Regions from separate parts of the Homo sapiens genome. Here region 1 is linked to region 2. A link is a loop called in an ENCODE intact Hi-C map of the cell type or tissue named here. Cell type or tissue: heart left ventricle. All regions are shown on one strand. Each heading gives the region's core, and the rest is flanking DNA. Links, peaks and the distances in the headings are about the cores only. Region 1 overlaps LOC102724322 (a long non-coding RNA gene). Region 2 overlaps RECK (reversion inducing cysteine rich protein with kazal motifs).

Evidence for each region. Peaks named below come from ENCODE experiments on the same cell type or tissue, not always from the same donor. Only the 100,000 strongest peaks of a DNase experiment are listed, where the experiment ranks them.
Region 1: a loop joins it to region 2, with 2.7 times the contacts of the local background. A loop is called at or near these places in 26 of 110 quality-filtered maps.

Annotation. Positions count from the first base shown.
Region 1 is chr9:36,310,943-36,319,401 of GRCh38, forward strand. It overlaps LOC102724322 (a long non-coding RNA gene), which reads left to right. Exons shown (of 5, transcript XR_001746660.2): 4 at 5,775-5,850; 5 at 6,855-7,523. Among named protein-coding and RNA genes, the nearest start is that of GNE, 57 kb to the left of the region's middle. In heart left ventricle, for the core only: no CTCF peak of the experiment used is centred there; no DNase peak of the experiment used is centred there.
Region 2 is chr9:36,100,388-36,105,387 of GRCh38, forward strand. It overlaps RECK (reversion inducing cysteine rich protein with kazal motifs), which reads left to right. Exons shown (of 21, transcript NM_021111.3): 11 at 1-156; 12 at 1,707-1,843; 13 at 4,756-4,896. Among named protein-coding and RNA genes, the nearest start is that of GLIPR2, 34 kb to the right of the region's middle. RefSeq lists an enhancer at 1,912-2,412. In heart left ventricle, for the core only: CTCF peaks have their summits at 2,801 (motif pointing right) and 3,004; a DNase peak (open chromatin) is centred at 2,814; H3K27ac peaks cover 365 bases.

The DNA.
Region 1 (8,459 bases), core at 1,333-6,332, 210 kb after region 2:
ATATATATTCTGCTATTTCTGCTATTGCTGGGTAGAGTATTCTAGAGATGTCTGTTAGGTCTAGTTGCTTTATAGTTTTTTGGGTTTTGTTTTTTGTTTTTTGTTTTCTTTTTTTTTGAGACGAAGTCTCGCTCTTTTCCCCCAGGCTGGAGTGCGATGGCGATCTCAGCTCACTGCAACTTCTGCCTCCCGGGTTCAAGCGACTCTCCTGTCTTGGCCCCTCTGAATAGCTGGGATGACAGGCACATGCCACCACAACCAGCTAATTTTTGTACTTTTAGTAGAGACAGGGTTTCACCATGTTGGCCAGGATGGTCTAGAACTCCTGACGTCAGGTGATCCACCCGCCTTGGCCTCCCAAGATTCTGGGATTACAGGCGTAAGCCACTGCACCTGGCCACTTTATAGTATTAAGTCTTCTATTTCCTTGTTGATCTTCTGCCTAGTTGTTCTATCCACTATTAAAAGTAAGCAGAGTTTCTTTCTTTCTTTCTTTTCTTTTCTTTCTTTCTTTTTCTTTCTTTCTTTCTTTCTTTCTCTCTTTCTTTTCTTCCTTCCTTTCTTTCTTTCTCTCTCTCTTTCTTTCTTTTCTTCCTTCCTTCCTTTCTTTCTTTCTTTTTTTTTTTTTTGAGACGGAGTCTCGCTTTGTCTCCCAGGCTGGAGTGCAGTGGCGCGATCTCTGCTCACTGCAACCTCCACCTCCCAGGTTCAAGCGATTCTCCTGCCTCAGCCTCCTGAGTAGCTGGGACTACAGGTGCCCACCACCACACCTGGCTAATTTTTGTATATTTAGTAGAGACGGGGTTTCACCGTGTTAGCCAGGATGATCTCGATCTCCTGACCTCATGATCTGCCAGCCTCAGCCTCCCAAAGTGCTGGGATTACAGGTGTGAGCCACCTCACCCGGCCTCTTTCATTTATGTATTTATGTTTGTATGTATGTATTATTTTTGAGACAGAGTCTCGCTCTGTCATCCAGGCTGGAGCGCAGTGGTGCAATCTCGGCCCACGGCAACCTCCGCCTCCCGGGTTTGAACAATTCTCCTGTCTCAGCCTCCTGAGTAACTGGGATTACAGACGTGAGCCACCACGCCTGGCTGATTTTTGTATTTTTTAGTAGAGACAGGGTTTCACCATGTTGGCCAGGCCGGTCTCAAACTCCTGGTCTCAAGTGATCCGCCTGCCTCGGCCTCCCAAAGTGCTGGGATTACAGGTGTGAGCCACCACAACTGTGGTGATTTCTTAATGAGGTGATAAAAATATTCTAAAATTGACTGTGGTGATGGTTGCACTATCTATGAATACACTAAACATCATTAAATTGTACACATAATTTAAAAAAATTACAGAGATGCGATCTCTCTATTTTGCCCAGGCTGGACTCAAACTCCTGGGCCCAAGCAAACCTCCTGCCTTAGCCTCCTCAAGAGCTTCAACTACAGACTCTAATTTGTGCATTTTAAATGGACGAATTGTATGGTATGTGAATTATATCTCAAGGAAGCCGTTACTTTAAAAAAGTAAAAACATAGCCCATGAGTGGTCAGGCGCAGTGGCTCACATCTGTAATCCCAGCACTTTGGGAGGCTGAGGTGGGTGGATCACCTGAAGTCAGGAGTTCGAGACCAGCCTGGCCAGCATGGTGAAACCCTGCCTCTACTAAAAATACAAAAATTAGCCAGGTGTTGTGGCGCATGCCTGTGATCCCAGCTACTCAGGAGGCTGAGGCAGGATAATCGCTTGAACCCGGGAGGTGGAGGTTGCCGTGAGCTGAGATCATGCTACCGCACTCCAGCTTGGGCAACAGAGTGAGATTTCATCTCAAAAGACAAACAAACAAAAATAACAACAAAAAAAAAACCTACAATGAGATACCACTGCACACCCCCTAAAATGGCTCTGATCAAAAATGTGGAAAAATGACAAGTTTTGGAAAGAATGTGGAGAAACTGAAACCCCCATACATTGCTAGTGGGGTGCAATATGGGGCAGCAGCTGTGAAAACAGGCACTTCCTCAAAAGGTTAAACATAGTTATCCTATGACCCAGGAATTCTATACCTAGGTAGAGATCCAAGAGAAATGAAGACTGACATCCACACAAAAACTAGGATATGACTATTTATAGGAGCATCATTCATAATAGTCAAAAGAATAATAAACCTAAAAGTCCATCAGCTGTAGAATAAACAAAATGTGGCACAGTATATTCTTATCATGGAATATTACTCAGCAATAAAAAGGAATGAAGTCCTGACACATGCCCCAATGTGGATGAACCTTGACATTAACATGCTAAGTGAGAGGAGCGAACGCAAAAGTCACATATTGTATGATTCTGTTTATATGGAATGTCCAGGACAGGCAAATCTATAGAGACAGAGGGTGGATTGGTGTTTGCCAGGGGCTGGAGGGAGGTGGAAAAGGGAGGGACTGATAATGGGTATGGGGTTTCTTTTGGGGGTGATGAAAGTGATCTGGAATTAGATAGTGGTAATGGTTACACAACTTTGCCAATAAATAAAAAACACTGAATTGTATACTTTAAACGGGTGAATGTTATGGTATGTGAATTATTTCTCAATTTTTAAAACGAAAGTTTTGGAACAGAAACATTTTTGGAGAGGATTAAAATGGCACTGCATGAACAGGACAAGTGGAGTGGGGAACTCCAAGCAGGATGACCGCTTTCAAGACAGAAGTGTCGGCTGGGCGCAGTGGCTCACGCCTGTAATCCCAGCACTTTGGGAGGCTGAGGTGGGTGGATCACTTGAGCTCAGGAGTTCAAGACCAGCCTGACCAACAGGGTGAAACCCCGTCTCTACTAAAAATACAAAAATTAGCTGGGCGTGGTGGTGGGTGCCTGTAATCCCTGGTACTCGGGAGGCTGAGGCAGGAGCATCATTTGAACCGGGGAGGCGGAGGTTGTAGTGAGCCGAGATCACGCCACTGCACTCCAGCCTGGGCAACAGAGTGAAACTTTGTCTCAAAAAAAAAAAAAAAAAAAAAAAAACACAAATGTCTCCCTGACCCTCACGTCAAGAACAAGACCTGACATCAAGTATGCACTCGCACTGAATAAATGGTTATATTTTCATACACTTGTATGAAGAAAGGGTTATATTCTATGGATTGGATTAACTGGGGGAAGAAAAGTTTCAGATGAAAGAGACAATATGAAGAAGCGCTTTGAGGACTTGGAGAGAAGAGCTAGGCATGGCTGCGGTATAAGTAACATAGCAACATTGCTGGGCGCAGTGGCGCCCACCTGAGGTCCCAGCTACTTGGGAGGCTGAGGTGGGAGGAATGAGCTGAGGAGTTCGAGTCAAGCCTGGACAATATAGTGAGGTCTTGTCTCTCAAAATAAAAAGCTTTAAAAAAAGTTTTTTAAACATTAAATGCATACAAGGCAAGAATGCAAGAGATGTCACAAAACTTATGTGGCCATCACCAGATAAAAAGCATAGACAATGGCATATCCAAATAGAGGAGAGAGAATTCACTGTGAGCAAGCAAGGCCTCCCAGAAGACATCTGGCATCCAGTGGGCCTCAAAGAATAGCAAAGATTTTCAAGGCTGAAGCAGGGACAGCTTCCTGTTACTAGAACTCCTGGAACCAAGGGTTTACGCAGGACAGGCCCAAGAAAATAGATTGGGAGTTTCCAAACTGTGGCTGTCCAGTGGCCCCTGGCTACCACAGGAGGGAAGAAAGAGTTCTATCTTTAGTCCTTAAGATCAGAACTAAAACTCTATCTCTTCTATAACAACCAGCCATAATCCATAGGCTTTTTTTTTTTTTTTTTTTTTTTTTGAGACAGGGTCTAGCTCTGTCACCCAGGCTGGAGTGCACGGGTGAAATCATAGCTCATTGCAGCCTTGACCTGCTGGGCTCAAGCGATCCTTCCACCTCAGTCTCCCACACAGCTGTGGCCACAGGCACATGCCATCATTACTGGCTAATATTTGATTTTTTGTAGAGATGGGATCTCACTGTGTTGCCTAGGCTGGCCTCAAACTCCTGAGCTTGTGTGATCCTCCCACCTCAGCCTCCCAAAGTGCTGGGATTACAAGTGTGAGCCACTGTGCCTAATCTATAAATTGCTTTCTGATATAAGCTACTTTCTTTTTAAAAGTGTTTTTAGAAAAAATAAAAAGCATGTAAGAACACAGCTTTAAGACCATTTTAAAAGAGAATTTAATCCAATGGTTGTGAGCTGAAGTTGGTAAAGCCCACATAATGCTGGGTCATGCACATACCGAGATACTCAACAAGGCTTTGATGAATAGGTGAATCAATGAATGAATGAAATGCCTGAGGCCATCCTGATTCCCTCAATGAACTGAAGCAGGGTGACAAGGGTGTGGGCAGAGTGGGGGGTCAGAAGTGTGAGGGGAGGGGGGGATGTGGATGAGCCACTCAGGAGAAGTCTGTCTGATGAATAGGTTTCTAAATCTGTTGCTAAGAAAGCAGCAGCAGACATCTGACTTTTGTGGGTAAGCCCTTGTTCGGCCTCAGAGCTCCATGTGCAGGAGATAGCACAACCTCCATTTCCCCTGCGTCTGGTCAAAGAGGCTTTCTGGTTAATGTTTGTAGGACACAGAGACAACAAATATAAACAAGTGCCTGGCCTGGGCAAGGTGAAGTTTTGGTTTGGGTCTTTTTTTCCAGTTTTAACAGGGTCTGTGATGGGGGCAGGCATTATTCAGTCTTTGCCAAATGATGTTCTGAAACCCCTTCCCGGTGGAGGGCACAAGGGCAGAGTCCTATGAAGAACAGACAGGCATGGCCAAGGCATCTGTGTACCTGGCAGCGTTTGGAAGTCCCCCTTCCCTAGGCCGAAGGCTGTCCTTTGTTTAGGTGAGCCCTCTCTAGAGCCAGACTGAGGCAAGGACAGTCATTGGCTTTCTGGAGGCAAGGAAAATCCCTGGCTTTCTGGGAGAAATACACATTGATGAGCAGGGAAGTCCCAGACCTGCTGGGAAGACAGGATTTTTGGAAACAGACAGACGTAGGTTTGAAGTCTGACCACCTACCTGTCTACCGGCTGGGAGAGTCATATCTAATTCCTGCTTCTTCCCAACTTACTCTAAATCTGAAAATGTTTAAATCTCAGCCCTAAGTGAGTAGCCCCCAGGAGGAGCCAAAGGAGGGGTGGGAAGGAGGGAGAGAGACAGAGGGAGGAGAGAGGGAGGAGAAGGAGGGGGAAGAGGGGAAGGGGAGAGGGAGAGGGGGAGGGAGAGAGACAGAGGGAGAAAGGTAGAGAGGTGAGGGAATAAAATGGGACCCCAGCTGCAGGGCCCAGAGCAGCCCTACCAGCCAGTAAATGATGGCTTCCAGGCAAAGAGAACATTGTACTGCAGGCAGTAGCTGAGCTGACCTGGACACTGGAAGTCAGGGGCCCACAGACAGAACAGAGAGGGCTGTACATTCAGTAAAGAAAAAATTACACACTTATTTTCATTAACCCCTAACTAAACTTTAGCTATTCCTTCAGTTAATGTATGCAACAAAGTAGGGTGTATCAGAGGCACCTGCAAGTCTGGCGCAATTTGAATCTGAAATATTTTCACTTCCCACTGCGTTTGTTGCAGATACCTTGAAATTTCTTATATTCATCACTTCTTCAAAATCATCGTTGTTATTAGAGCGACTGCCAGATCTTATCATGCAATGCATTAATAAAGTAGCCTTTATCTTGCCTGAGTTTGTTTACATTTTGATAACTGTATTTCAATACAGCAGGTTCTGTCTGGAGTCCTTTGTGCTTGTTTTAGGCATGAAGAACATGACTCCAAGAATCCGTCCATCCACCTCCCCAGGCTGCCGAAGACGGGAGCACGGCACACAAGGGTGAGAACTGAGGAGGGCAGCTGGCAGGGGCAGGCTCTGAAAGCACAGCTGTGTGAAGGTCCGGTTCAATATCCGCTTCAGAAGACACACAGCCCTTTGTTGCTCATGTCTGTTGCTGTCTAAAGTTGATCAAGGGCCAACTTAGAGAACAGGATGGAGCTGTGGAGAGGAATGGGTAGAATGCCATGGAGATATTGAGAACAAAAGGCCATGGCTAATACTCCCACTCCGGCCCCAGCACCCAGGCACAGGGAATCTGAGCCCCCTCCACCCACATCTGCGAGCCCCTGACAGACTCAGCAGATGTCAGCTTTTTTGAAGAGACGGTGTCTCTCTCTGTTGCCCAGGCTGGAGTGCAGTGGTGCAATCACAGCTCAATGCAGCCTGGAACTCGGCTTTGCAAGTGATCCTCCCACCTCAGCCTCCTGAGTAGCTGGGACTACAGGCATGCACCACCACGCAGAGCTCCGGTTTTTTGTTTTTTTTTTTTTGAGATGGAGTTTCCCTCTTGTTGCCCAGGCTGGGGTGCAATGGTGCCATCTCGGCTAACTGCAACCTCTGCTTTCCGGGTTCAAGCAATTCTCCTGCCTCAGCCTGAGTAGCTGGGATTACACGCATGTGCCACCATGGCCAGCTTATTTTGTATTTTTAGTAGAGATGGGGTTTCTCCATGTTGGTCAGGCTGGTCTCGAACTCCTGACCTCAGGTGATCCACCCACCTGGGCCTCCCAAAGTGCTGGGATTACAGGCGTGAGCTACTGCGCCTGGCCTCGCAGAGCTAATTTTTTACAGAGGCTGGGATCTCACTGTGTTGCCTAGGCTGGTCTCAAACTCCTGGCCTCAAGCGATCCTTTGGCCTATAATCCCAAAGTGCTAGGATGACAGGCGTGAGCCACCGTGTCCGGCCTCTGTCTGCCATCTAACTCGCAGCCTGCTTCTATCATGTGCTGGAGAGCTGCCCTGCCTGCTGAAGAAAGCTGAGACCCCAAACGTCTTTTCCTCAGGAAGGTGAAGGTGAACTTGGTGGCCTTTACCTGATGACTCTGCTGATATTTGATCCCTGAGGGAATGAGCCACGGTTCAGCACCCAACCCCCACTTGAACTCTGCAGTTTCCCAGTTTCATTAAGAAGCCCATTGTTGAGTCTGGCCATGCGTCAAGGACACGTGGACTCTTGGGGCAACCCCGTTTCTCCAGCATCCTCCCAGGTGATGGGTTGGTGTGGCCAGGAGCCAACAGGAAGGGTGTGGGCCAGAGGGGAGAGGCTTCCTAGCAGCTGGCTGCCCTGGAGCTCCGGGAAGGTTTGACCATCAGGTTTACTGCACCAGGAATATATCCTTCAGTTTCCCCCAGCCAATCTGTAGAATAAGGAGAAATGGAGAGTGTAGGAAGATAACTGCAGTGTGGACACAGCCTCAGGTTTCTTCTTCGGTAAAGCTGATGTTTATTACACAGGGGCATAGTAAGTGAAGCATGCACTTCATTTTTCATTTTTCCTAGAATCCAGTGCTGCTAAAAAAAAAAAAAAAAAGGACAACTGTTTACTCACTGAAGAGCAAATATATACGTTGTTGGATGAGGAAGAAAAAGTTCCGTTGGGACGGGGCGTGGTGGTTCACACCTGTAATCCCAGCACTGTGGGAGGCTGAGACAGGAGGATTGCTTGAGCCCAAAAGTTCGAGTCCAGACTGGGCAAGATGGCGAAACCCCGTCCCTCCAAAAAATACAAATATTAGCTGGGCGTGGTGGTGTGCACCTAGTCCCAGCTACTTGAGAGGCTGAGGTGGGAGGATCGTTTGAGCCTGGGAGGCAGAGGTTACAGGGAGCAGGAGGTTACAGTGAGATGAGATTGCGTCACTGCACTCCAGCCTGGGCGACAGCAAGACCCCGTCTCAGAAAAAAGAAAAAGTTCCATTGCTCCCCACCACCCAAATGAATGCCACCTAAAACAGCTCCTGAATGGCTGGGGGCCAGAGTGGCGGGTTTTGGGAGAAACAAACCACAGCTGCCAGTTATGAGGCACCAGCTGCACCACATCGTTTCATTAGATCCCCCGCGATGCCATGAGGCAGGAGCTCTTCAACTCACTTTCCACATGAGGAAAATAAGGTTTCGGGAAGTTAAGAAACTTGTTTCTGCCACACACATCTTACCTTCTGATTTGATTTTGTGAGAAAAGCCTGGTTTGTTTGTTTGTTTGTTTGTTTTTGCCTGAGCATGGTGCACATTTCAATCTGGAATGAAGGAGTATAGTGAGGGGGAGGTGCGGCGCACCTCAGCTGTGCAGGTGTGTGGTGTTACTTAAAGCACACCATAGCGGCTACTGGGAAGCCTGGGTCCCAGCCCTGTTGCTAAGCTGCTGCTTGACCTGGAGTAGCTCCCTTTTCCCAGCGTGCCTCAGTTTCCTCATGGGAAAGCTCACTACCAGCTGAAGGTGAGTGGACTGGGGATGGAGAGGAGGGGACAGAGCTGGGGTGCAGGCCGGCAGACGGGTGGAGTGTGGGAGAGGCTGAGATGGGGAGAGTCCGGGGAGCAATGGGGTTCCAAGGAGGGGGCTGAGTCCTGGCCTGGGGAAGTCAGGTTCAAGGCGCTGGCGTCCCAGCTGATCC
Region 2 (5,000 bases), core at 1-5,000:
CATGAAGTTGTGGGAGAAAGGAAGCATAAAGATGCCATTTATCAATATACCTGTTCTTGATATTAAAAAGTGCCAGCCAGAGATGTGGAAAGCAATAGCTTGTTCACTGCAGATTAAACCTTGTCATAGTAAATCTCGGGGAAGTATTATTTGCAAGTAAGTTTCTTTCATCCTAACGATTCTCCAGCTTTAGTTCAGACCCTCCGTGATCTCTAGCCAGAGCCTCTCCATAGAATTTTCTCTCTTACCACTTCCTTTGCCTATCACCCCCGTATGTCAAATGCTTTCCCACTTTTTCCTCCTCTAGTTGAAATACTGCTCCCCTCATCACCACCTACTGGCTGTCCTTGTCTCCTCTGAAATACCAGACATTCCTGTAGTCTTCCCAGATTTCTCCAGCTGAAAGTAATTTATCCTTACTACAGATTCCTATAGACCTTTATTTGTACTTCTCTTATGGAACTTAGTTCATGAAACATTTATTAAATACCTCTGATGCACAATTCTATTTTTATATGTTAATTTATGGACTTGTCTTATATTCTGTTAGACTTTGCTCTTCTTCTTCTTTTTTTGTTTTGTTTTGTGTTTTTTTTTTGAGATGGAGTCTCACTCTGTCGCCAGGCTGGAGTGCAGTGGCATGACCTCAGCTCACTGCAACCTCCACCTCCCAGGTTCAAGCAATTCTCCTGCCTCAGCCTCCCGAGTAGCTGGGACTACACGCCCAGCTAATGTTTGTATTCTTAGTAGAGATGGGGTTTTACCATGTTGGCCAGGATGGCCTCAATCTCTTGACCTGGTGATCCACCCGCCTCGGCCTCCCTAAGTGCTGGGATTACAGGCCTGAGCCACTGCGCCCAGCCGACTTTGCTCTTCTTAAGGAGCTTATTTTGCTTAGGAAATCAAGGATCAAGTAAAGATAGGAGCTGCTATAGTGGGTGAAACCAAAAGCATTTAACACATAGTAATCTGCCCATTGTTCTTCACATATCTTTTTTTCCAAAAGTTTTCCAAAACCAAGTTAATATCCAGCCCCTAAGCTGTTGGTATGTGGCTCAGTGCTGCTGGATACCTTAATAATTTCAACCTTAAACAGAGTCCAGTCTATTCTCTGACATGGCTTCGGGATAACCTGATGGGGAAATACTGAGGTATAACAATTAGGTGACAAGCAAGAGGCAACAAGAGGGGAATATGTAGACTCTTAGCACAGAAAACTTGTAGGAGTCAAATCCCTATTGAAGACCAAGAACATTTTAAAGTAGTGGACTTTCTAGTTGTTATAGGCCAGATGCTAATGTTGATAACTAAAAAGAGACTTAGATAAGGAAGGGAAGGCAAAAGAGGCAAGCAAGCAAACAAGCCAGCATAAGGTCCTAGAAGTGAGGATATATGATTTTTGCAGAGAGTAAATCAGACTAGCTTCATTTAATTTCCTTTCAAAGATACTGAAAAGCCACATTGCTGGTAGTAACAGTACGAAGAAGTGTACAATTTGAGTAAGGGCTTTGGTCTCAGACAACAGAAAGTTAGGGGTGCTTTCAATTTATTATTCAACCTGAGCTCTCCTGTGACTCTTGTTCTCTTTTGAAACATGTTAAGTTATGAAAGCTTACTTTCTGGAAAGCTTCAGAAACAAGTGATGTTGACTGGACAACATGAGGAGGTTCCTCAAGCTCTAAACTTACGTGCATTTTTTTTTCAAGATCAGATTGTGTGGAGATTCTTAAAAAATGTGGAGACCAGAACAAATTCCCTGAAGACCACACAGCTGAAAGTATTTGTGAGCTTCTGTCACCTACAGATGATCTGAAGAATTGTATACCTTTGGATACATACCTCAGTAAGTACTTTTTTGTATGTGTGTTTTTAGATTTCAAATACTTCTCTCTTCCAACTATTTGTTTTACTATTTGTTTTGGATGAGCATTTATCTGTTGAGAACATGGGATTCAATGATACCATCTCAATCACAGACTCTTGTTTGCTTGGCCTTTTTGGCCCAGGAAAGAATTGTTGTTTTAAAATATGTAAGCAGAAGTGATTCTATCAGTCTGAGGAGGTACCAACTGTGGTCAGTCAGGAATTCTAAGCAGTGACTCAGGGGGCCAGCATTCTCAGATAACCAGCTCCATATCATTGCTGTCTTCTTACCATAATAATGACTAGAAAGTGGAATTTACCCCCAGAGACTATCAGCCTTTTGTCATCAGAGTGTCAGTGGATGAGAGCCAGGAATTGGCTTGGACTTACTCACCCAACAGGGTATAAAAAAATGATAGTCTAGGCCAGGCGTGGTGACTCAAGCCTGTAATCCCAGCACTCTGAGAAGCTGAGGCAGGCGGATCACGAGGTCAGGGGATCGAGACCATCCTGGCTGACATGGTGAGACCCCGTCTCTACTAAAAATACAAAAAAATCAGCCAGGCGTGGTGGCGGGCGCCTGTAGTCCCAGCTACTCCGGAGGCCGAGGCAGGAGAATGGCGTGAACCTGGGAGGCAGAGCTTGCAGTGAGCCAAGATTACACCAATGTACTCCAGGCTGGGCAACAGAGCAAGACTCTGTCTAAAAAAAAAAAAAAAAATTATAGTCTAGCTTAATATGTAAAAATGGAACTTATCTCACTGCTTCAGTTTTTCTCTGCCAAATACTCCCGCCAAAAGCTAGAAGAGCGTGTTGCTATCTCATTGAGGGATCCTGGAGCTGGAGCTCAGCTTCTTGGCAGTGAGACCCATACATGGTGGAAACCAGGGGATGACAAGTAGAACTCCTACACACCCAGTAGTTAAGGGAAGTGTTCAGGCTGCCACCAGGGGGCATCTGTGCCATGATCTGGCTACAAAGGTAGACAGTGAAGTCAGCCTTTGTTTTCCTGTGTTAGGTAGGATTAACAAAAAACAGAACAAATAGAAGTAAAGAAAGCCCAGAAACAAATAGTCTAGGGCTTCATCATCAGGAATCCAGGCTCCTTTTATCTTTCCCCACCATCCTTAGCATTTAGCTTCAGTCATCAAGATTACTTAATGTACTTTGTCATCACAACATGGCTATTGGAGTTCTAACCACCATAATCTAGTTCCAGAAGGTAAAAAGGAAGGGACAGAGCAAACAACTTCTCCCTAGTCACACTGTCCATCCCTAGTTGTAAGGAAAACTGAGAAAGGTTATTTTTTAAGCTCTGGGCCCATTGCGGCCCTAAGTAAAATTGGAGATCTTTTAGTAATCAGGGAGAGAAAAGTATGTGCTGGATTTGTAGCTGGTAGATTTGTAGCTGGTAGATTTGTAGCTGGTAGTATTCGCCATATTTTCTCAAGGCCAACAAACTGTGTCCCTTAACCTTTGTGACCAATATAGCAAAAAAGAGAGCATTAGACTGGAATTTAGACCTTTGTGTCTTTGAGCAGATCACTTCTTTGAGCCTCGGCTTCCCTATTTATGAAATAATTAGGCAAAATGAGATGAACTCCAAGGGCCCTTATACCTCTGTTAGTCTTAGAGTATGAGTCTGGCCTAAAATCAAGTAAGCAACACTTATTGTATTTATAATTCTAGATTCTATTACAGCAGGCAAATATTTGTGTAGAAGGAAACTATATCAATGGGAGGAAAATTAAATATCTCTTTAAATATCACACATGGTTTCTATCAAGTGAGACTCTTCCTTGGCCATGATTTCCGAAGTTAAATATAATCATGGTTTGGAGTCCATACATATTACCATAATAAATTCTCATTTATGATAAAACACGCTAAATTATCCTTCTTAGACATCTTATTTGACCACCCTATCCAAAATATACCTGTCATTTTTTATCCCCTGACACTACTTATTACTTACAATTTTCTGACTTAATTATTTATTTATAGATACACATATACATACATAGCATGTGTGTGTGTGTGTGTATATATATATATATATATATATATATATATATATTTTTTTTTTTTTTTTTTTTTTTTTTTTTTTTTTTTTGAGATGGAATCTTACTCTGTTGCCCAGGCTGGAGTGCAGTAGTGCAATCTCGGCTCATTGCAGCCTCTGCTTCCCAGGTTCAGGCCATTCTCCTGCCTCAGCCTCCCGAGTAGCTGGCACATGCCACCACGCCCAGCTAAATTTGAGGGGGGGCTTTTTTTTTTGAGAAAGAGTTGCACTCTGTCTCCCAAGCTGGAGTGCAGTGATGTGATCTCGGCCCACTGCAACATCTGCCTCCCGGGTTCAAGCAATTCTCCTGCCTCAGCCTCCTGAGTAGCTAGGATTACAGGCACCTGCCACCATGCCCAGCTAATTTTTATATTTTAGTAGAAACAGGGTTTCACCATGTTGGCCAGGCTGGTCTCAAACTCCTGGCCTCCGGTGATCCGCCCGCCTCAGCCTCCCAAAGTGCTGGGATTACAGGCGTAAGCCACTGTGCCCAGCTCATACATAGTGTATTTATTGTCTGTTTCTCTACTAGATGTAAACTCTATGTTAGAGACTTGTCTATTTTGTTCATCACTGTATCTCCAGCACCTAGAACCTTGCCTGGAATATTGTAGATCCCAATAAATTTAAAAAAAGAATGAATGTATGTTTATGTGAAATTCATCATTTCACAAATGAAAGAATCTCGGTGTTTTAATAGCTTGGTAGAATCAGGCCTTACTTTACACTCATGAGCTCTTCATTTATTCCAGCCATAATTAATTCAGATAATTTACAGTTTTCTCTTACTCTTTTAGGTTGGTTAAACTAATCTGTTTTGGTTTTTTCAGGGCCAAGTACTTTAGGTAACATTGTAGAAGAAGTGACTCATCCCTGTAACCCAAATCCTTGCCCTGCCAATGAGCTCTGTGAAGTAAACCGAAAAGGATGTCCATCTGGAGATCCCTGTCTTCCATACTTTTGTGTTCAAGGTAAGAGGTAGGTGGGTGTGAGAAGAGGATGGATAGGTGCTGCTAGTGTTTCTTTATAGGAGCTATCTTTCTTTTTTTCAATCCTGCTCCTTCTGTAATATAGG